2 separate regions of the Homo sapiens genome follow, and region 1 is linked to region 2. Evidence: read pairs that join two places in POLR2A ChIA-PET (ENCODE). Cell type or tissue: MCF 10A. All regions are shown on one strand. Links, peaks and the distances in the headings refer to the core of each region. The heading gives the core; the rest is flanking DNA. Region 1 overlaps PSEN1 (presenilin 1). Region 2 overlaps HEATR4 (HEAT repeat containing 4).

The links. ChIA-PET counts read pairs that join two places held together with the same protein. Peaks named below come from ENCODE experiments on the same cell type or tissue, not always from the same donor. Only the 100,000 strongest peaks of a DNase experiment are listed, where the experiment ranks them.
Region 1: POLR2A ChIA-PET joins it to region 2 with 6 read pairs; 2 of 35 experiments call an interaction of 5 or more read pairs at or near these places.

The regions. Positions count from the first base shown.
Region 1 is chr14:73,184,691-73,192,690 of GRCh38, forward strand. It overlaps PSEN1 (presenilin 1), which reads left to right. Exons shown (of 12, transcript NM_000021.4): 6 at 2,163-2,230; 7 at 7,954-8,000. Among named protein-coding and RNA genes, the nearest start is that of PAPLN, 49 kb to the right of the region's middle. RefSeq lists an enhancer at 452-1,070. In MCF 10A, for the core only: no CTCF peak of the experiment used is centred there; a DNase peak (open chromatin) is centred at 3,911.
Region 2 is chr14:73,477,143-73,486,404 of GRCh38, forward strand. HEATR4 (HEAT repeat containing 4) reads right to left here. Exons shown (of 18, transcript NM_001220484.1): 18 at 1,342-1,700. The coding sequence ends at 1,464. Among named protein-coding and RNA genes, the nearest start is that of RIOX1, 9.2 kb to the right of the region's middle. In MCF 10A, for the core only: no CTCF peak of the experiment used is centred there; a DNase peak (open chromatin) is centred at 679.

The sequences.
Region 1 (8,000 bases), core at 1-8,000, 290 kb before region 2:
GGGCTGACCCCCCCACCTCCCTCCCGGATGGGGCGGCTGGCCTGGCGGGGGGCTGACCCCCCCCACCTCCCTCCCGGACGGGGTGGCTGCCGGGCGGAGACGCTCCTCACTTCCCAGACGGGGCGGCTGCCGGGCGGAGGGGCTCCTCACTTCCCAGACGGGGCGGCTGCCGGGCGGAGGGGCTCCTCACTTCTCAGACGGGGCGGCCGGGCAGAGATGCTCCTCACCTCCCAGACGGGGTCGCGGCCGGGCAGAGGTGCTCCTCACATCCCAGACGGGGCGGCGGGGCAGAGGCGCTCCCCACATCTCAGACGATGGGCGGCCGGGCAGAGACGCTCCTCACTTCCTAGATGTGATGGCAGCCGGGCAGAGGTGCTCCTCACTTCCTAGGTGGGATGGCGGCCGGGCGGAGACGCTCCTCACTTTCCAGACTGGGCAGCCAGGCAGAGGGGCTCCTCACATCCCAGATGATGGGCGGCCAGGCAGAGACGCTCCTCACTTCCCAGACGGGGTGGCGGCCGGGCAGAGGCTACAATCTCGGCACTTTGGGAGGCCAAGGCAGGCGGCTGGGAGGTGGAGGTTGTAGCGAGCCGAGATCACGCCACTGCACTCCAGCCTGGGCACCATTGAGCACTGAGTGAACGAGACTCCGTCTGCAATCCCGGCACCTCGGGAGGCCGAGGCTGGTGGATCACTTGCGGTTAGGGGCTGGAGACCGGCCTGGCCAACACAGCGAAACCCCGTCTCCACCAAAACCAGTCAGGCGTGGCGGCGTGAGTCTGCAATCGCAGGCACTCGGCAGGCTGAGTCAGGAGAATCAGGCAGGGAGGTTGCAGTGAGCCGAGATGGCAGCAGTACAGTCCAGCTTCGGCTCAGCATGAGAGGGAGACCGTGGAAAGAGAGGGAGAGGGAGACCGTGGGGAGAGAGAGGGAGAGGGAGAGGGAGAGCGCTTAAAACAATTTTTAAGATGTATTTCTTTTCTCATAGTTCCAGAGGCCAGAAGTCCCAAGTCAAGGGTTGGAAGCAATTTTTGTATTTTTAGTAGAGATGGGGTTCACCATATTGGCCAGGCTGGTCTTGAACTCCTGGCCTCATGATCCGCCTGCCGTGGCCTCCCAAAGTGCTGGGATTACAGGCATGAGTCACTGCGCCCGATCTCTCAGTTTACTTTGATATGTATTAATAATAACAAAGACTAATGGATGAGGAGCTAGACAGAAATTTTATAAACCAAGTACTGCAAAATATGAATGGTAGACTCTAGGTGATATATGGGTGTTCACTGTAAAATTAATTAAATTTTGCTGTGTGTTCGAACATTTTTGTAACAAAATGTTGGAAAATTTTTGTGGAAGAACACCAGAAACAACTTTGTTGTATCTGGATATAATTTAGAATATTCAAATGTTGGCTAGGTGCGGTGGCAACCTGTAATCCTAGCACTTTGGGAGGCCAAGGCAGGTGGATCACCTCAGGTCGGGAGTTCGAGACCAGCCTGACCAACATGGAGAAACTGTGTCTCTACTAAAAATACAGAATTAGCCAGGTGTGGTGGCACATGTCTGTAATCCCAGCTACTTGGGGGGCTGAGGCAGGAGAATTGCTTGAACCCTGGAGGCGGAGGTTGCGGTGAGCCGAGATTGCGCCATTGCACTCCATTCTGGGCAACAAGAGCGAAACTCCGTCTCAGAAAAAAAAAAAGAATATTCAAATGTCCAAGGAGTACCAATATCTAGGTAAAGCCATTCTGTTGGCCTTTGCCAAATTGTACTATTTTATAAAGTTGTTTTAAAGAGAGATGTGGGCCGGGCATAGTGGTGCACATCTGTAATCTCAGCACTTTGGGAGTCTGAGGCGGGCGGATCACTTGAGGTCAGGAATTTGAGACCAGCCTGGGCAACATGGCGAAACCCTGTCTCTACTAAAAATACAAAAATTAGCCTAGCGTGGTGGCGCGCACGCGTGGTTCCACCTACTCAGGAGGCTTAAGCACGAGAATTGCTTGAACCCAGGAGGCAGAGGTTGTGGTGAGCTGAGATCGTGCCACTGCACTCCAGTCTGGGCGACAAAGTGAGACCCTGTCTCAAAAAAGAAAAAAAAAATCTGTACTTTTTAAGGGTTGTGGGACCTGTTAATTATATTGAAATGCTTTCTTTTCTAGGTCATCCATGCCTGGCTTATTATATCATCTCTATTGTTGCTGTTCTTTTTTTCATTCATTTACTTGGGGTAAGTTGTGAAATTTTTGGTCTGTCTTTCAGAATTAACTACCTTTGTGCTGTGTAGCTATCATTTAAAGCCATGTACTTTGTTGATGAATTACTCTGAAGTTTTAATTGTTTCCACATATAGGTCATACTTGGTATATAAAAGACTAGTCAGTATTACTAATTGAGACATTCTTCTGTTGCTCCTTGCTTATAATAAGTAGAACTGAAAGAACTTAAGACTACAGTTAATTCTAAGCCTTTTTGAAGATTATATAGTCTTCTAGTAGAAGTCTGTGCATCAGAATGTTTTAAGAAAGGGTTTTAAGAATGTATAAAAACCAAAATAATTGATTTTCATACTTCTATATTGTTTTTTATCAGTGACTCTTTTTTCTTTCAAATGAAATCTTATATGAAATTTTCATATATAATATAGAAAAAAGTGGATCTAGTCTGTCAAAGAGAATAGTGAAGCTCAGAGATGTGCCAGCCTGGCCTTTTTCTCAGCTCAAGTGGCAGAATACAGTTTGTAAACAATTGCACTAGCTCTTAAATTCGAAGAGGCAGTCAAACTAATAAATAAATTGGAGAGTTATTTCTTTGGTAGAGGATTAAGGGAAATAACCACAGACAGAAGAAGCAAATATGAGAATCTATGTGAAATGGATGATATTCTAGAAAAAAAATTATCAAAACTGACCCCTAAAGAGAGAATATCTAAACAGAGTAAAGAAGAGGTACAGAAAGTTACTGAAGAAGTTTCCACCCCACCTGCACAAATAACAATAGTACCAGGCCCCAGTGGATTAATGGGGAAATTCTGTTAAACCTTTAAGGAATGGTAACTCTAATACTAAGTGTTCCGAACATATAAAAAGAAAAAAAGCTTCCAGATTAATTTTATGAAGCCAGCATAACATTAATAACTAAAGCCCTGCAAGTTATCAAGTAAAAGAAAACTATTGGTCGGTTATATTTATTGATTTCAAAAGCATAACAGAATATTAAGAGAATTCAGCAATAGATGAAAAGAATAATACTTTTTTTTTTTGAGTCTCACGCTGTTGCCCAGGCTGGAGTGCAGTGGCATGATCTCGGCTCACTGCAACCCCCACCTCCTGGATTCAAGCGATTCTCCTGCCTCAGCCCCCTGAGTAACCGGGACTACAGGTGCGCACCACCATGCCCAGCTAATTTTTGCATTTTTAGTAGAGACAGAGTTTCACCATGTTGGCCAGGATGGTCTCGATCTCCTGACCTCGTGATCCGCCCGCCTTGGCCTCCCAAAGTGCTGGAATTAACAGGCCTGAGCCACCGCACCCTGCCATAATAATACATTTGACCAAGTGGAGTTTGTTTGCAGAATCGTTCATTATAAGTTGCCATATTACTAGATCATCATCTCTGTATGTGCTAAAAGGCATTTGATAAGATTCCTGTTCTTGATCAGATTCCTTAATAAATAGACGGGGTCGGGTGTGGTGGCTCATGTTTATAATCTCAATACTCTGGGAGGCTAAGGTAGGAGGATAGCTTGAGGTTGAAAGTTGGATACCAACCTGCGCAACATAACAAGACTTTGCCTCTACAAAAAATAAATTAGCCAGTTGTGGTGTGTGCATGTAGTTCTAGCTGCATGGGAGACTAAGGCGGGAGGATGGCTTCAGCCCAGGAATTCAAGGCTGCAGTGAGCTATGATTGCACCACTGCACCCCAGGCTGGGTGACTCAGTCTCTAAAAATAAATAAATAACTAAATCTCTAACATTATAAAATGTATGCATCTCATTCTAAAGGCCAATGTCATCCTCATAGGGAAGCTAGAAGCTTGCCTATTAAGGTCAGGAATGAGATGGAGGTTTTCTTTTCTTTCTTTTGTTTGTTTGTTTTTTGTTTTGTTTTTTCTGAGATAGAGTCTCACTCTGTCATCCAGGCTGGAGTGCAATGGTGTGATCTCGGCTCACAGGAACTTCTGCCTCCTGGGTTCAAGCGATTCTCCTGCATCAAGGCCTCCCAAGTAGCTGGGATTACAGGCACCTGCCACTATGCCCGGCTAATTTTTGCATTTTTAGTAGAGCAGGGGTTTCACCATGTTGGCCAGGCTGTTCTCAAACTCTTGACCTCAGGTGATCCACCTGCCTCCGCCTCCCAAAATGCTGGGATTACAGGCGTGAGCCACTGTGCCTGGCTGAGATGAAGGTTTTCTTTATCACCAATTATCTAGCATTGCTCTGGAGGGACTAGCAAACACAATTAAACAGGAGAAAGAAATACGAACTATATAATTTGGAAAAGAAGGTTAAATTACCAATATTTGGAGATAAAATGATTGTTTACTTTGTTTTAGAACTAACTGAAAACCAATTCAAATTACTAAGTAAGTTTGGTAAGGCAATTAATTGATTACAAAATTAAACAAAAGTCCCCTGTCTGGGTGCCGTGGCTCATGCCTGTAATCCCAGCACTTTGGGAGGCCGAGGCGGGTGGTTCACCTGAGGTTAGGAGTTTGAGACCAGCCTGGCCAACGTGGTGAAAACCCACCTCTACTAAAAATACAAAAAATTAGCCGGGCGTGGTGGTGGGTGCCTGTAATTCCAGCTACTCTGGAGGCTGAGGCAGGAGAGTGGCGTGAACCTGGGAGATGGAGGTTGCTGTGAGCCGAGATCGCACCATTGCACTCCCACCTGGGCAACAAGAGTGAAACTCCATTTCAAAAAAATAAAGTGAAAACACAAATCAATAACCTTCACATAAACAACTAGTTAGAAAACATAATAAAAGGATAAGTCCCATTTATGATAGCAGCAAAAAAGATTAAATATCTACGAGTAAACAAGAATTGTGCAAGCCCTGGACACTGGTGAAGCAGAGATGCCAGCTGAGGTCCTGCCCCCAGCTCCCCTTAAGCTGAGCAGTGTGGAGAACATCTTGCACAGGCTGCTGACTGCCTTCCAAGAAGCCCTTGACCTTTACCATGTGTTGGTCTCCCTTGACCGGGTGGGCACTGAGCAGTAGCAGGTGTAGACTGAGCTGGCCTCTAACTTCCTTTGGATCCACAGCCAGTTGTAGGCCAACAACGGGGTGGAGGGGTCTGATGTGGCTCCAGGCCCTCTCCAGCTCAGGTTACCCCTCCTTATGTACATTGTACTCAGAGCTGCTAGTGCAGGCTGTGCAGAGGAAGGCAGGGGACACTGAGGTCCAGCAGTCCCTGCTCCTGCTTCTGAAGAAATAGATATTTTAAGTGAATAAACTGACAGCTTAGAGGGGTAAAAAAGATAATATGCAAGATCTATTGAGAATTTTAAGGCTGGGTGTGGTGGCTCACACTTGTAATCTCACCTATTTGGGAGGCCGAGGTGGGAGGATCCTTTGAGCCCAGGGGTTCTAGACCATCCTGGGCAACATGGTTGAAACTCCATCTCTACAAAAAATACAAAACTTAGCCAGGCGTGGTGGTGCATGCCTGTAGCCCCAGCTGCTTGGGAGGCTGAGTCAGGAGGATCACTTGAGCCAAGGACTTTGGGGCTGCAGTGAACTGTGGTTGTGCCCTCTATCCAGGGTGACAGTCAGACCTTGTCTCTATTTAAAAAAAAAAAAAAAAAAAATTAAAATATGCTATCATTTGTGTCAAGTAGAAAAGTATATATATGACATGTATAGACTTTCTGGAAGGATGTACATGAAATTAATAGTAGTGCTTTCCAATCAGGCACGGTGGCTCACACCTGTAATCTCAACATTTTTGGAGGTGGAGACAGGAGGACTGCTTGAGCCTAGGAGTTCATAGCCAGCCTGGGCAACATAGCAAGACCCCATCTCAAGAAAAAGTAGTGCTTTCCTCTAAAGAGGGGAACCATGGGGCACAGTGGGGAGAAAACCTACTTTTCACAGTATCTGTTGTGAATTTTATATCTTATTCATGTGTTACCTGGCCAAAGATTAATAAATAGATTGTTTTTGTTTTTGTTTTTTAGTTTGAGGATACTGGAAATGCTTAATATAAATATCTACATCGTCCAGAAATTTCAATGTTTACTCTATTTTGGAATTTCAAAGTGGGAGAGGAATCATCTTTTTGGATGGTACCTGAAACTGAAAGTTTATGCCTAAAGGCGTGCTTGCTTTCTCCTCAGTTACCTCAGGCATCTTCTACAGTTGCAATCTCTTTGTTGTTAGATGGTGGATTTTGCCTCCCCAGAATTAAAATAGCATTTTCTTCATTATAAAAATACTTAACATTCATTGTTTTTTTAAAAAAGACATTATATAAGATTATAAAGAAGAAAAATGACCAGATTCCCACCACCTAAAGATAAGTCCTGTCATCCTTTCAGGAATTAATATATCAATTTCTCATCTACTCTTCTCTCACACTACTTTGCATAAATGGGATCATAAATGGGATCCTATATTTTTTCAAGCAACAGTGTGTTATGCCTATACTCCATGTTTATATGTGTGTATTAAAAAATGTATTTGTATATATGTGTATGTATAAGTGTGTGTGTGTGTATGATGATTCTTCTCCCGCTTTGAAGGTGAAAGAAAGCACACCTTTATTTAAGCATAAACTTTGGGTTTCAGATACTGTCTGGAAAAATGATTTATCTCCCACTTTGAAATTCCAAAATACGTACATATATTTTTTTTTTCTTTTCTTTTTTAGTTTTAGGGTCTTGCTGTGTTGCCCAGGCTGGAGTGCAGTAGTGTGATCATAGCTCACACAGCCTCTAACTCCCAGGCTCAAGCTATCTTCCTGCCCCAGCCTCCTGAGTAGCTGGGACTGCAGGCATGTGCCATCAACTTTAGCTAATTTTAAAATTTTTTTGTAGTGATAGAGTCTCACTGTGTTGCCCAGGCTCGTCTGGAATTCCTGGCCTCAAGTGATCCTCTCACCTCAGCCTCCCAAATTGCTGGGATTAGAGTGTGAGCCACTGTGCCTAGCCTGCATATATCTATTTTTAATGACTGCTAAATCTCATTGTATGAAAATTTATGTCCTAGCTATAAAATTTGTTAGCACATGTTTAATTTTTTCTAATTTCAGATGTTTTAAACTAATATTTCCCAAAGTATAGTATGGCATTTTAGGTATGATATGATCTTTTTTCCTCTTCGTACTCATTTTTATAGTTATGGCCTGTGCAACTGGTTTCCCATTTATATGAATGATACAGAGCTTCCTATTAAGAAAAAGTTCAGCTTGGGAAAAAAAAAGTGAATTGTTCAACTTGAGGGAAAAAAGTGAATTAATTGGCCAGGCACCGTGGCTCATGCTTGTAATCCCAGCACTTTGGGAGGCTGAGACGGGTGGATTGCTTGAACCCAGGAGTTTTAGACCAACCTGGGCAACATGTTGAAACCCTATCTGTACAAAAAAAATTAGAAAAATTAGCTGGGCATAGTGGCACACACCTGTTGTCCCAGCTACTTAGGAGGCTGAGCTGGGAAGACCACCTGATCTCCGGAGGTAAAGACTGCAGTGAGCCGTGATTGCACCACTTTACTCCAGCCTGGGCAACAAAATGAGACCCTGGCTCAAAAACAAAAACAAAAACAAAAAAAGAGTAAATTAATTTAAAGGGAAGTATTAAATAAATAATAGCACAGTTGATATAGGTTATGGTAAAATTATAAAGGTGGGATATTAATATCTAATGTTTGGGAGCCATCACATTATTCTAAATAATGTTTTGGTGAAAATTATTGTACATCTTTTAAAATCTGTGTAATTTTTTTTCAGGGAAGTGTTTAAAACCTATAACGTTGCTGTGGACTACATTACTGTTG
Region 2 (9,262 bases), core at 1-8,000:
GTCGCTCAGGCTGGAGTGCAGTGGCGAGATCTCGGCTCAATGCAACATCCGCCTCCCAGGTTCAAATGATTCTCCTGCCTCAGTCTCCGGAGTAGCTGGGATTACAGGTGCCTGCCACCATGCCCCGCTAATTTTTGTATTTTTAGTAGAGACGGGGTTTCACTATGTTGGCCAGGCTGGTCTCGAAATCCTGACCTCAGGTGATCTGCCTGCCTCGGCCTCCCAAAGTGCTGGGATTACAGGCATGAGCCTCCATGCCCGGCCTTGCTTTTTATATTTTTGACAATAACAGAGCCACGGGAAGAAAGGATGTGATTAGGGGAAGAAAAAAGGGGAGAGGTTCATGTTGTCTTTATTTTCATTAATGAATGTCTCAAACATTTTAGGGTATAAATAGCAATCAGTATTTAGGAAAGGAAGCTGGATTCACACTACTTGGAAATCTGGGTCTTTACTCATCCATGGCAATTTTTGGGTATCATGTGCTCTTACAGAATCTCATCTTATGATATAGATTCAGTTTACAGCTATTCTATGATGCTTGAGTATTTCAAATATTAAGTACATTGAGGCTCATGAGAATTGCTAATCTGCCGTGTGAAACTGCAGAGTTGTTTCCCAAGGGTAGAGATGCATTCACATCCACCCACATAGTACAAAGGGGGAAATGATTACGCTGGCCTGGATTTTTTGTAATAGTCCCGTGACATGGCTTCCACATTGCTCTGTGGGCTGTGGTTAAAGAACCTAATCTAGAACAAGACAAGACTTGTAGATTTAAAAAGTCACCTAAGCTGTTTCTTTCCTAGACAAATGGGATTCTAGTTTGGGTTTTATTTTATTTTATTATTTTTTGAGACAGTCTCATTCTGTCATCCAGGCTGGAATGCTGTGGCGCAATCTCGGCTCACTGCAAACTCTGCCCCCTGGGTTCAAGCTATTCTCCTGCCTCAGCCCACCTAGTAGCTGGGATTACAGGTGTGTGCCACCACACTCAGCTAATTTTTTTGTATTTTTAGTAGAGACGAGGTTTCACCATGTTAGCCAGGATGGTTTCAAACTCCTGGCCTCATGTGATTCACCCACCTTGGCCTCTCAAAGTGCTGGGATTATAGGCATAAGCCACAGTGCCCAGCCCTAATTTGAGTTTCAGAGGGCAATTTGTACCGTTTGGAAAAGATGCTGGATCCTTCAATATTACTGCTTTAGAAAGATTTGGAACTCTGACCCATATTTAGTACATGACCTTTCTGGGGCGTGGAAAAATATGCTCTGTCATCTAATGTGATGTCAATTTTCTTTAACCTTCCATGTAAATAGTGCGCATTAAGACATGAGGTCTACTGTTAAATAATTTCTCTTTATAAACATAGTGACAACAAGATTGTACAGTATCAATTAAAAAGACCCAATGTGACCAGGTCCACTGCTTCCTGCATCTTGAAGTAAGACAAGTGTTCAGCTTAGAGATGAGCACCTTTCTTTCCAGAGGGAGAAGACATGATGGGAGAAAAAAATGTTCTCTCTGAGAATTTACCCAGATAAAGAGCTGGGTAGTCGGATCTAAATGGTCCCACAGCAATCCTTTTCTCGGGGGAGGTGCGTAGATCTTTGACAAGTGATGAACGAACTTTGCTTCGTGTGGTTAGGCCTGGGACTGAACTTTGTAACCAGGGATTTGGTGCGCGGGGCTTCACAGGCTGCAGAGAAACATGAAAACATGAGTGCATATGCCAAACGTGTCTCATGTGAGCGGCAGAGCCCAAGTGAAGGCCTCTTTGGCTATAGGGTGTCTCCTTTTTTTTTTTCTTTTTGAGACGGAGTCCCACTCTGTCGCCCAGGCTGGAGTTCAGTGGCGCAATCTCGGCTTACTGCAATCTCCGACTCCCGGGTTCAAGTGATTCTCTTGCCTCAGCCTCTGAAGCAGCTGGGATTACAGGCGCCCGCCACCACGCCCAGCTAATTTTTTTGTTTGTTTGTTTGTTTTTTTTGAGACGGAGTCTCACACTCTCTCCCAGGCTGGAGTGCAGTGGCGCCATCTCGGCTCACTGCCAGCTCCGCCTCCCGGGTTCACGCCATTCTCCTGCCTCAGCCTCCCGAGTAGCTGGGACTACAGGCGCCCACCACCACGCCCAGCTAATTTTTTGTATTTTTAGTAGAGACGAGGTTTCACCGTGTTAGCCAGGAGGGTCTCAATCTCCTGACCTTGTGACCAGCCCGCCTCGGCCTCCCAAAGTGCTGGGATTACGGTGTCAGCCACTGCGCCCGGCGTTTTTTTTTCTTTCTTTCTTTCTTTCTTTTTTTTTTTTTTTTGAGACGGAGTTTCGCTCTTGTTGCCCAGGCTGGGGTGCAATGGTGCGATCTCGGCTCACCGCAACCTCTGCCCCCAGAGTTCAAGGGATTCTCCTGCCTCAGCCTCCCAAGTAGCTGGGATTACAGGCATGCGCCACCACACCCTACTAATTTTGTATTTTTAGTAGAGACAGCGTTTCTCCATGTTGGCCAGGCTGGTCTCGAACTCAGGTGATCCGCCGGCCTCGGCCTCCCAAAGTGCTGGGATTACAGGCATGAGCCTCCGCTCCCGGCCACGCCCAGCTAATTTTTTTGTATTTTTAGTAGAGACAGGGTTTCACCATGTTGGCCAGGCTGGTCTTGAACTCCTGACCTCATGATCTGCCTGCCTCAGCCTCCCAAAGTGCTGAGATTACAGGCGTGAGCCACCATGCCCAGAGATTATTCTTTAATTAATCTCAAAAGCCTAACACCAGGGTAGTCTCTCTCAGCCTACTCTGGCTTGAAAAGCTGCCCATTAAAAAATAAAAATAAAAGCCTAACACCAGAGTTCGATATATGTTCACTCACACATTTGTAGAAGGAACACAATATCTCTTATAATATTCTTTACTTCACTAATAAGTTATAATTTCAGCTATACATTATATGGCGTTATTACTAGTTAAGTAATAAAACCAATGTATTATTTATCTTGTTTTTCATTTCTTAAAAAATGAATAATTGGCTGGGCACGGTGGCTCACACCTGTGATCCCAGCACTTTGGGAGGCCAAGGCAGGCAGCTCACTTGAGGTCGGGAGTTCAAGACCAGCCTGGCCAACATGGTGAAACCCCATCTCTACTAAAAATACAAAAATTAGCCAGGCATGGCGCAGATGCCTGTAATCTCAGCTACTCGGGAGGCTGAGGCAGAAGAATCGCTTGAACCAGGAGGCAGAGGTTGCAGTGAGCCAAGATTGCGCCACTGTACTCTAGCCTGGGCGACAGAGAGAGACTTTGTCTCAAAATAAAAAAAGATTAATCAATTATAATGGACCATATTATTTTAATTTTAATTTTCAAGATTTATTCTTATATTTGTTATATTTATTTTTAATATTTTATTATGTTTTTTGAATATTGTATGTGAAATAAAAAATGAAGTCATGATACAAAGTAAGTCTGACCTGTACATGAATGTTTGTAGAAGCTTTATTATAATCACCCAAAACTAGAAGCAACCAAGATGTCTTTCAAGAAGTGAATGAACAAACTGGTGCACCTACACAATGGAAGAGTATTCAGAGGTAAAAAGAAACGATGCCTGGCGCGGTGGCTCATACTTGTAATCTCAGCACTTTGGGAGGCCAAGGCAGGCGGATCACAAGGTCAGGAGTTCGAGACCAGCCTGACTAACATGGTGAAACCCTGTCTCTTGTAAAAATACAAAAATTACCTGGGCGTGGTGGCATGTGCCTGTATTTCCACTACTTAGGAGGCTGAGGCAGAAGAATCGATTGAACCCGGGGGTCAGAGGTTGCAGTGAGCCGAGAACACACCACTGCACTCCAGCCTGGGCAGCAGAGCAAGACTCCATCTCAAAAAAAAAAGAAAGAAAGAAAGAAAGAAATGAGCTGTGAAGCCAGAAAAAGACATGCATTATTTTAATTATTTTAGTAGAGACAGAACTAGTAGAGTTAATTATTTTAGTAGAGACATGAACCTCTTCAAATGTGTATTGCTGCCAGGAGGTTGGCTGACGCCTGTAATCCCAGCAATTTGGGAGGCCGAGGCAGGCAGATCACTTGAGGTCAGGAGTTTGAGACCAGCTTGGCCAACATGGTGAAACCCCATCTTTACTAAAAATACAAAAATTAGCGGGGGGTGGCGGTGCACGCCTGTAATCCCAGCTACTTGGGAGGCTGAGGCACGAGAATCACTTGAACCCGGGAGTGAGATATTGCAGTGAGGTGAGATGGTGCCACTGCACTTCAACCTGGGCAACAAAGTGAGACTGTGTCTCAAAGAAAAAAAAAGATATGTATTGCTAGGTGAAAGAAGGCAGCCGGAAAAGGCAACATACTGTATAATTCCAATTATATGACATTGTGTAAAAGACAAAGCTATAGAGATAGTAAAAAAAGGCCGGGCATGGTGGCTCATGCCTGTAATCCCAAGCACTTTGGGAGGCCGACGCGGGCGGATCACGAGGTCAGGAGATCGAGACCATCCTGGCTAACAAGGTGAAACCCCGTCTCTACTAAAAATACAAAAAAAAAATTAGCCGGGCATGGTGGCGGGCACCTGTAGTCCCAGCTACTCGGGAGGCTGAGGCAGGAGAATGGCGTGAACCTGGGAGGCGGAGCTTGCAGTGAGCCAAGATCGTGCCACTGCACTCCAGCCTGGGTGACAGAGCGAGACTCCATCTCAAAAAAAAATAAAAAAATAAAAACATCAGTAGTTGTCCAGCTACTCGGGAGGCTGAGGTGGGAGGATCACTTGAGCAGGGGCAGTTGAGGCTGCAGTGAGCCATGATCATACCACTGCAACTCCAGCTTAGGCAACAGGAGGAGACCCTGTCTCAAAATAAAAAACAAAAACAAAACAAAAAAAGGAGAGGAAAAAAGAAAAATCAGTGGTTGACAGGTATTTGTGGGGAGGAAAGGAGGGTTGAATAAGTGAAGCACAGGCCGGGCACACTGGCTCACGCCTGTAATCCCAGCACTTTAGGAGGCCCACGCAGGCAGATGACTTGAGGCCAAGAGTTTGAGACCAGCCTGGCCAACATGGTGAAACCCAGTCTCTACTAAAAATACAAAAATTAGGCCGGGCACAGTGGCTCACACCTGTAACCCCAGCACTTTGGAAGCCTGAGGCGGGCAGATCACCTGAGGTCAGAAGTTCAAGACCAGCCTGGCCAATGTGGTGAAACTCTGTCTCTACTAAAAATTCAAAAATTAACCAGGCATGGTGGCAGGCGATTGTAATCCTAGCTACTCAGGAGGCTGAGGCAGGAGAATTACTTGAACCCAGAAGGCGGAGGCTGCAATGGGCCGAGACTGCGCCACTGCACTCCAGTCTGGGCGACACAGCCAGACTTCGAGACTCCATCTCAAACAAAAAAAGGGAAGCACAGGAGACTTTTTAAGGTGGTGAAACTATTCTGAATATTCTGTATAATATATGATGGTTACATGACATTATTCATTTGTTAAAACCTGTAGAACTTTACAGCAAGAAGAGTGAACCTTATTTTTTGAGACAGAGTTTCACTCTTGTCACCCAGGCTGGAGTGCAATGGTGCAATCTCGGCTCACCATAACCTCCGCCTTCCAAATTCAAGCTTCTTTTAAATGCCTCAGCCACCCAAGTAGCTGAGATTACAGGCACACACCACCATGCCCAGTTAGTTTTTGTATTTTTAGTAGAGATGGGGGTTTCACCATGTTGGCCAGGCTGGTCTGGAACTCCTGGCCCTCAGGTGATCCACCCATCTCAGCCTCCCAAAGTGCTGGGATTGCAGGCATGAGGCACCCCACCCAGCCAGAGTAAACGTTAATGTATGCAAATTAAAACAAAAACATTTAGGAAGTAAGGGGATCTAGGAAGGAATACGGACTGCATGTAGCAAGAGAACCAAATGTATAGAGCAACTTCAGTGAAGGGAGTAGGAAAAACTTCGGAAATGTGTGGAATCTATAAGACTAAATACAACAGGAATTGCACATAGCACTGTACTCTAGTTAATAAAATTGTTTCCCAGGGGAGTGTGGGTTAATATTTCTGATTTATGTATGGAAAATTGGAACATGAAGTATACTAATAATAATTGTAATGATTACCTGAAAGAAATATAGACAGTCTTCTAGTCATGGAGAATAAATTTTAAAACCTTCATTTTTTACATCAGGTGTTTTTTATTTGTTTGTTTGTTTTTTAGAGACCTGGTCTTACTATGTTGCCCCAGCTGCCAGAGTGCAGGAGCTAGTACCTATTCACAGGCACGATCATAGCTCACTATAAACTTGAACTCCTGGGCTCAAGTGATCCTCCTGTCTCTGGCCTCACATGTAGCTAAAACTACGTGTACCATCATGCCCCAACCCTCAATTTAAATACAGATTTTTGTTGCAGATGTGATGATGAAAAATAAATACTTTCAAGCACAATTGTATATTAGGATAAAATTCTGTGTGGAAGTTACTTCATAAAGGAAATGTGAGCGTTTTTTTTTAAGATGTAATTTTAATTTTAAAGAAGAGCTTACATATTTTATTTTTAAAATGGATGATGGTAGTTATCAAACTGTTATGGCATTTAGATTCAAATGGATGCATTTAAATTCAGTTTTGAACTTAAAATATCAATATGTAAAGCTGGAATACTTACATGTTTGAAATTAAACTCTGCTTCTATTTAAAATGAAAACATTTTAGATGTCAATTTTTTTTTTTTGAGACGGAGTCTCATCTCTGTCACCCAGGCTGTAGTACAGTGGCTCAATCTCAGGCTCACTGCAACCTCCGCCTCTCAGGTTCAAGCGATTATCCTGTCTCAGCCTCCCGAGTAGCTGGGATTACAGGCATGCACCACCATACCTGGCTAATTTTTCTTTATTTTCAGTAGAGACGGGGTTTTACCATGTTGGCCAGGCTGGTCTCAAACTCCCGACCTCAGGTGATCCACTTGCCTCTGCCTCCCAAAGTGCTGGGATTGCAGGCGTGAGCCATCATGCCTGGCCTCATTTTAGATGTCAATTTAAGAAGGTAAAGAGGTGACATCATTTTTCAAAATTATTTTATAGGTTATATGAGCAAGCAAAAGAGTTGGAAATTCAACATCCTAGATAGCATCTGTTACGACGTATAGCAAGACTCAGCCAATTTGTTCTGTAAAAGGCCAGATAGTAGATATTTCAGGCTTTTGGGGCCAGATGGCCTATTCAAACTGTGGTTTTTTGTTTGTTTGTTTGTTTGTCATTGAGAGGGAGTCTTGCCCTGTTGCCCAGGCTGGAGTGCAGTGGCGCGATCCTGGCTCACTGCAACCTCTGTCTCCCGCATTCAAGCAATTCTGGTGCCTCAGCCACCTGAGTAGCTGGGATTATAGGCACATGCCACCACACCCGGCTAATTTTTGTATTTTTTAGTAGAGACGGGGTTTCACTATGTTGGCCAGGCTGGTCTCGAACTCCTGGCCCCAAGTGATCCTCCCGCCTCAGCCTCCCAAAGTGCTGGGATTACAGGCATGAGCCACCACACCCAGCCTAAACTTTATATTAACATCCTAAAGTTAAACATGAAAATTCTTCTATAACAAATAATCCCATTGCCCAGAGGGAACTTCTTTCTGTCTTCAGTTTGGTTTATATCTTTCCAGATATTCAACTATGCAGGCAGACACACACACACACACACACAGACACACACACACACACACACACACACACATATATGGTTTTAAATAAATTTTACATAATGTAGGCTCATGCCTGTAATCCCAGCACTTTGGAAGGCTGAGGCAGGTGGATCACCTGAGGTCAGCAGTTTGAGACCAGCTTAGCCAATATGGTGAAACCTTGTCACTACTAAAAATAGAAAAATTGGCTGGGCATGGTGGCAAGCGCCTGTAATCCCAACTACTTGGGAGGCTGAAGCAGGAGAATCGCTTGAACCTGGGAGGTGGAGGATGCAGTGAGCCGAGATTGCACCACTGCACTCCAGCCTGGGTGACAGAGGGAAACTCTGTCTCAAAAAAGAAAAAAGAATAAAGAAAAGAAAAGAAAATTATATATAATGTATATTGGCTGCATTTTTTAAGCAAAAAATGGGACAACATATTGTTCTATAATTTGATTTTTTAACACGTTATAGACATTTCCTTGTCATTCCTTTAAATAACTATTGATTGGTAGATATTTGAGTAATTTCCAGTTTTGAAATTAAAAGCAACAACCATCTATGTGTAAATATCTTTGTACACATGGGTGAATTTTTTTTTTTTTTTTCGAGACAGGGTTTGGCTCTATTGCCCAGGCTGGAGTGCAGTGGCGCCATCTCAGCTCACTGCAACCTCTGCATCCCAGGCTCAAGCCATCCTCCCACCTTAGCCTCCCTAGTAGCTGGGACCACAGGTGTACATCACCATGCCTGGCTAATTTTTGTATTTAAAATTTTTCGGCTTGGCATGGCAGCTCATTCCTGTAATCCCAGCACTTTGGGAGGCCAAGGCAGTTGGATCACTTAGGGCAAGGAGTTCAAGACCAGCCTGGCCAACATGGCAAAACTCCATCTCAACTAAAAATACAAAAATTAGTTGGGCATCGTGGCACATGCCTGTAATCCAAGCTACTCAGGTGAGGCACAAGAATCGCTTGAACCTGGCAGGTGGAGGTTGCAGTGAGCCAAGATCACGCCACTGCATTTCAGGCTAGGTGACAAAGCAAGACTCTGTCTCAAAAAAAAAAAAAATGCTGATTTTTCATAGCAACAGCGTCTCACCATGTTGCTCAGGCTGGTCTGGAACTCTTGAGTTCAAGCAATCCACCTGCCTCAGCCTACCAAAGTGTTGGGATTATCGGTGTTAGCCACTGCACCTGGCCAGTGAATATTTTTTAAGGATAGATTTCTAGATGTAGAATTACTACTGGGTCAAAGATATCAAAATTTTGTATTGATGAATTGTCATCTAAAAGTTTTTACCAGGGTTTCTCAATCCTGGTACTATTGACATTTGGGCCCAGATACTCCTTGGTTATGGGGTTTCATTGTACATTGTAGAATGTTTTACAGCATCCCTCAATGCTAGTAGCACCCCCACTGTTGGACAACCAAAAATATCTCTAGATATTGCTAAATGACCCCTGGGGGTGCAAAATAGCCCCAGGTTCAGAACCACTGCCTCGGACATTTGCTTTCTTTTACTTTCCTTTTATTTCTCTTTCTCACCATCTCCCTTTCAACAACTCATGCTATCCTTCCTTCTTAAAGAAA